Regions from separate parts of the Homo sapiens genome. Here region 2 is linked to region 1. Evidence: chromatin loops called from intact Hi-C (ENCODE). Cell type or tissue: IMR-90. All regions are shown on one strand. Each heading gives the region's core, and the rest is flanking DNA. Links, peaks and the distances in the headings are about the cores only.

Region 1 (2,915 bases), core at 248-2,747:
GGTGGAGAAAATTAAATCATGGGGACAGTTTCCCCCATACTGTTTTCATGATAGTGAGTCCTCACGAGATCTGATCGTTTTATAAGGGGCTTCTCCCCCTTTGCTCGGCACTTCTCTCTCCTGTCGCCATGTGAAGAAGGAAGTGTTTGCATCCTCTTCTGCCATGATTGTAAGTTTCCTGAGGCCTCTCCAACCATGTGGAACTGTGAGCCAGTTGAACCTCTTTCCTTTTATAAATTACCCAGTCTCGGGCAGTTCTTTATAGCAGTGTGAGAACAAACTAATACACTCTTTTTAAAAGTATGCCTCTTATATATAACATATAGTTGGATCTTTCTTTTTAAGCCAAATTGAAAATTTTTTTATTTTCATAAGTAAACCCATTCACTTTTATTTATATGTCCAATATGTATAATATCTTATATAATAAATGCAATGTGTATTATGTTCTACTTGCTGTACTTGTCTTTCTACATGATGCATTTTCTATACTCATTTAATTTCTTTTTATATATAAGAAATTCTCATTTTTAGTCTAATGGGTACCTTTGTACTCATTACCTTTAAAAATCCCTTTAGTCTCTTACTAACTTTTACCATTTGGTCTTTCAGTTGTTAATGGAGTCTCTTGACTCCTACCTGTTGCTTATACAAGCATCACTGAGCTTATTCTGGTTTTGTCTTTCCTTTTTTTGTTTCCTATCATTTTGTAGTTGACAAAACATATATAATCTATGTATGATTCTCTTAACCTTAGTTACACACTTAATTTAGGTCCATAATTAAATATATTAAATGTTCCCCATAAGTTCCTTTGCCAAAGAGTCCCTAGTCATCTCCTGGTTGGATGAAGTTAATTTTCTAGAAGATTCCTTCAGAGGCGCCTGTGGGTACATCACTCAATTCTCCCATATTTTAAACTCTTATTCTGTACCTCTGATTTTTGAGGGTCTGCTTCGCTAGATATAAAATCTTTGAGTTTTATGAAACTGCTGCTCCATCCTTGCCCCACCTTCTAAGTTGTTTTTGAGAAGGCTGACAACTGTCTCTGTTGCCCTTATAGTAAGTTATTTGATCTTTTCATTTACAAGCGTTGAGGATATTTTTCAAATGCATCGTTGAGGTTTTTAATTCAGTTTGTAGTGTTATGACACAGTTCCTCCCCCTCCACCTTATGGTTGGGATTTTGGGGTAAGTGTCGTATTCTCATTTTAGTTTTTTTTCTTTCATAGTCTTCTACAGATGAAGACCACTTACATCGCCACATTGAGTGGTTCGTGTGATTTTTAGTTCAAGAGCTCCCTCTTCTGTCAGTGCAGCGAAGTGCAGTTTCTTTATGACTGGTTTTTGGGGGAGGGGCGGGAGGAGTTGAGGGTCCTTGGATGTATCATTATTTTTTGTTTTGCAGAATCCTAAATGCCCACATCTGGCTTCTCCCTCCCTCCCCTGCACATTTGCCAATGCTGCCCCTGCCTACCTTTAAATCACTTCCTTCTAGTCCATATTCTGGTCTATCTGGATTCATTTTTGGTATTTTCTTCCCTGTAGGATGTACTTTCTCTTTCTTCAGGTAATTGTAATTTATTCCTAAACTCTCCATGCTCGACGTCTGCCTTCATTGGCTTTTGGACCCATCTTATCCTCTTGCTCTTTATAAAAGTTCTGGGTGGGAACTCAAGAATTTGTTAATTTGATGTTTATAGTGTCTCTTTTTTCCAGTCGTGTGAAAGGTGTGTGGGATTTGTGTGGTTGTTTTTGTTCTTCTTGTTGATCTGTGTAGTTTTCAGAGGATGCGTTGGGAGATTTGAGTTTTTGTGGCTATCATTACCTTGGCGACCTGGAAGTCCCTTACGTGGCATTTTAGGAGACGTGTGCAGTTATATCAATTTCAAGTACAATTGTAACTCAAGCCTGTTATGAACACCATCTTTTCATGTTAATTGTACCATAAAAGAATCTTGAGGATATCTTTAAAAGGTCTGCTCTCTTACGAAGGTGAAGTGTCTCCCCTGTAAGCTTGTTTACACCGGCATCTGTTCAGCCAGCCCTTTTTCATAGACACTTCAGCCAAATACTGGCGTGTTTTCCGTTTCTGTGTTTACGGTTGGACTCAACGAGCCTTTTACTATTGTGGCATATGGGAGGGAGCGTTGCCATTCTGCTGCCAGGGGTGAGTGTGATCTGGTGGCTGTTACATTGTGTATATGCGAGTAGGTCTCTATCAAGAAGGGACCCGCCATGCTTACCTGGCACGGGAGATATACCAGGATCCTGAAGGTGGTACTCCCAGGGTGAGGCTTATCCATTGTGCGCCAGATGTGTTGACCCTTGTGATTTCCCCAAATGTGGGAAACTCACTGCATCATTTGTGGTAGTGGGGGACTGTGTCTGTGCTCTCTCCTGACATTTGAATTTTTTCTTAAAAAAAAAAAAAAAAAAAAAAAAAAAAAAGGAGACACACCATCTTCCATGGACTGAATATCTGTGTTTCTCCAGAATCCATGTGCTGAAGCCTTAACCCCAGTGTGATAGTCTTTGGAGATGGGGTCTTTGGGAGGGAATTAGGTTTAGGTGAAGTTGTGAGGGTGGGGCCCCATGATAGGATTAGTGCCCTTATAAGAAGAGGAAGAGGGGCCTGGTGTGGTGGCTCACACTTGTAATCCCAGCATTTTGGGCAGCTGAGGCAGGAGGATTGCTTGAAGTCAGGAGTTTGAGACCAGCCTGGGCAACACAGGGAGACCCCATCTCTACCAAAACAAAGAAAAAAGAAGAGGAAGATACTAGAGCTCTCTCCCTGCTTTGTGAGGACACAGTGAGAAGGTGGCCGTCTGTAGGCCAGGAAGGGAGCCCTCACCAAGAATGGAACTGGCTGGCATCTTGATCTCAGACTTCCCGTCTCCAGACCTGTGAGACAT
Region 2 (2,915 bases), core at 273-2,772, 330 kb before region 1:
TACTAACAGAAGTACTTTTGTTCCAGATACCTCCACAGATGCCATGGTTACCCCGTCTTTATTCGTTGTGTGTTGGCATAGGCCAGAATACCAATATTGTTCTTAAAAACCTTTGAGGAAGTTTTTCTTTTTTTCTTTCTTTTTTTTTTTTAAGCAAAGAACAGAAACAAAACCAAGGAGACAGTATCCTGTGATGTAGGCTGTTACCTCAAGGTGAGTTTATTTGTAGCACTAACTTGTAACGAATTGTTTAAAGAACTGAAACTTCTTTTTAGGTATAGCTTATTTGTCAGATTTTGTTCATTTCAGTGTAAACTTCAGTTATTTATTACACACTGAGGGAAATCAACTAAAATCAGGAAAACCAATGTCCAATTGAACTTGAGTTTTATTTTGCATAGAGAAGTAACCAATATTTCTGATCAAACCATTAAAGCTGTTTCAGTTCCTTTTAAATAAAAGCAAAGGCTAAATTTTTTACATACCACAAAGCAAAATAAAACGAAAAAACCTTTGGTCATGATGCATTTTTTATTCAACTGATTGCTGAATTATTTTGATTATATAATCTTACACTCTTATGAAAGTATAACAAGTATGAATTTTCTGAGGTGAAGAAATAAATGTAGAAAGCAGTTAATGAGGCAGAACTCACAAATCTGTATTTATAGTTTCATGGCAAATAAATCATAAGCAGAGGATACAGATGTAAAGAAAAATTCTTGATTGCATTCAAGAAATGCAAGGTCGAACTAACTTTTTACTGAAATGGAATTGTATCGCTGCTCAGAGGGATGTGGGGAGTAAAGTAAGTGGGATGTGCTTAGAACAGCAAGCTAGGCCGCAGTGCGCACTCGTCAGTGTCTGCTGCTTGTCTTACGAGGATTCTAGCACAGAAGATTAAATCATGTTTTAATCATGCTTAATAAATGGTACTGTAGTTTTATTATGGTTAATGTCCACTTGTAATTCAATGAAGAGTGGCTTTTTAAAGCAAAGGAGAAATCAGCATGTTTTTCTTGGCGCTCTTATATTGTGTGTGTGTAGAAGATGCTGGGATGGGTTATCCATACGACAACCCCTGTGACCAGAGATGCAGGAGCACATGCATCACTCTTAGTTTTATTTTATTTGTTTTATATGTTATTTTCATAAATCTGAAGGTTTGATCAGCTTACTGTTTTTAGTATTTTCTGCTGCTGCATGTGTGTACCTTTAAGTTTTGTAGAATTAAATTGAAAATTTTGACCAGCAAATGCTTAAAGCCACTGTCAAAATTACATAGTTAGCACTTCATTGATTTGAAGGCTAGTTTTCATTCAACATTCCTGCAGTTTGTGTGTGACCTGATTTTAAAGAGCAGTTCCATGAGTTAGTGCCCTCTGGTGGCACACAGAGGACGTCAGGCAGAGAGGGACTCTGACCCAGGAGCCTTCCGGAGGCTCTGCTGAAGAGAAGCCAGTTTATGACTGGCCCTGTAATTTCATATTTTTTCATGTGTTCAGTGCTCGTCAGTTTCCTACTCCATTAAGCCATGGCCCTGGCATTGACTCAGTACCAGCTTTATAGCAAGTCTTCAGCAGCTTAGGTTGTGAGGGAATTTCCAGGTGGACTTGATATAAGAAGGGATTACCAATGTTGAGATTTCCCATGAGGAACCAGGACATCCATTTTTGGATGCATCTCTTAGCTCCTTTTGAAGAGCAGACCATGTCACTTCCTGGGTTAAGGAAGGAAGGCTCCCTGATGGCCTTTGAGTGACTGACTGGCACAGCTTGGGGTGGGCCTTCAGTGGGTTAGTCTTTGATAGGCCTTTGTTTCCCATTTTGGTCTTCCCTGGAGGGCAGCCCACCTTGCCCACTTAGGCTCTTGGACAGTTTTCTTTTTTTTTTTTTGTTGAGGTGAAGTCTCACTCTATTGCCCAGGCTGGAGGGAGTGCAGTGGTATGATCACAGCTTATTGCAGCCTTGACCTCCTGAGCTCAAGTGATCCTCCTGCCTTAGCTTCCTGAGTAGCTAGGACCACAGGTGGGGGCCACCATGCCCAGCTGATTTCTTAATTTTTCTGTGGAGTCGAGGTCTTGCTATTTTGCCCAGGCTGGTCTTGGAACTCTTGGCCTCAAGCAGTTTTCCTGCTTTCCTCCCCAAATGCTAGGATTATAGGTGATGAGCCACCCTGCCCAGCCTGCTTGGCCAGATTCTGTACTCTTTAGGCAGACCAAAAACTGAATCCTGTCATCACTCTGAAAAGTTGTGGGACCTCAAGAAAGTCACTCTTTCATGAGTTTCTTTAGCTGTGAAATAGTCACAGATTCTAAGCTGTCTTTTGAACCTGTGTCAAGAGAGAGTTGTGAGGATGATGTGAGATGATGTGTCTGAGAGTCCTGACACATTGACCTATGCAGACTGCTGCTAAAGACATTTCTCTTTCCTTCCTCAAAGGCAAGCCTCCCCACCTTGATTAGAAGGTCATTAAAAAGGAACTTCATTTGACAATAATCCCATATTTATAATGAAGTTGCTAAGATAGTTTGGAGTGCCCATAGATCCCTTACCTGGTTTCTTGTGCAATCCCCACTTTTATACTGTTGAGTTTCCCTGATGAGTTTTCATATATATAATCTCTGTGAACTTGGATCAAATTTGGCTTAAATGCCTATTTACCACTTTGCTAAGACAGAAATGTTTGCGCTCAGTCCCTGAATTCCATTGTAGATGTGTTGGCATTTGCTTCCAAACCATCCTTCTGGTTTTAGCTTGCCCTGTGTCTGTGGTCATTTGACATTAGAATAGCCTTCTGTGATCTTCCGGGATCTTAACACCTAAATATTTTCCCTGCTTGTACAGCTAATGAGTTGTGCAGCCTAAGGAAACATGGGGTAGTCAGTTTTCATCAGTATTTCAACTAGGCGTTTT

What was found. Peaks named below come from ENCODE experiments on the same cell type or tissue, not always from the same donor. Only the 100,000 strongest peaks of a DNase experiment are listed, where the experiment ranks them.
Region 2: it touches region 1 in a loop (2.8-fold over the local background); 6 of 110 quality-filtered maps call a loop at or near these places.

What each region holds. Positions count from the first base shown.
Region 1 is chr1:7,217,122-7,220,036 of GRCh38, forward strand. The region is part of intron 4 of CAMTA1 (calmodulin binding transcription activator 1); the gene reads left to right. It also overlaps the pseudogene RNU1-8P. Among named protein-coding and RNA genes, the nearest start is that of CAMTA1-IT1, 150 kb to the right of the region's middle. In IMR-90, for the core only: a CTCF peak has its summit at 1,315 (motif pointing left); a DNase peak (open chromatin) is centred at 1,280.
Region 2 is chr1:6,888,687-6,891,601 of GRCh38, forward strand. The region is part of intron 3 of CAMTA1 (calmodulin binding transcription activator 1); the gene reads left to right. Among named protein-coding and RNA genes, the nearest start is that of CAMTA1, 100 kb to the left of the region's middle. In IMR-90, for the core only: a CTCF peak has its summit at 1,387 (motif pointing left); a DNase peak (open chromatin) is centred at 1,385.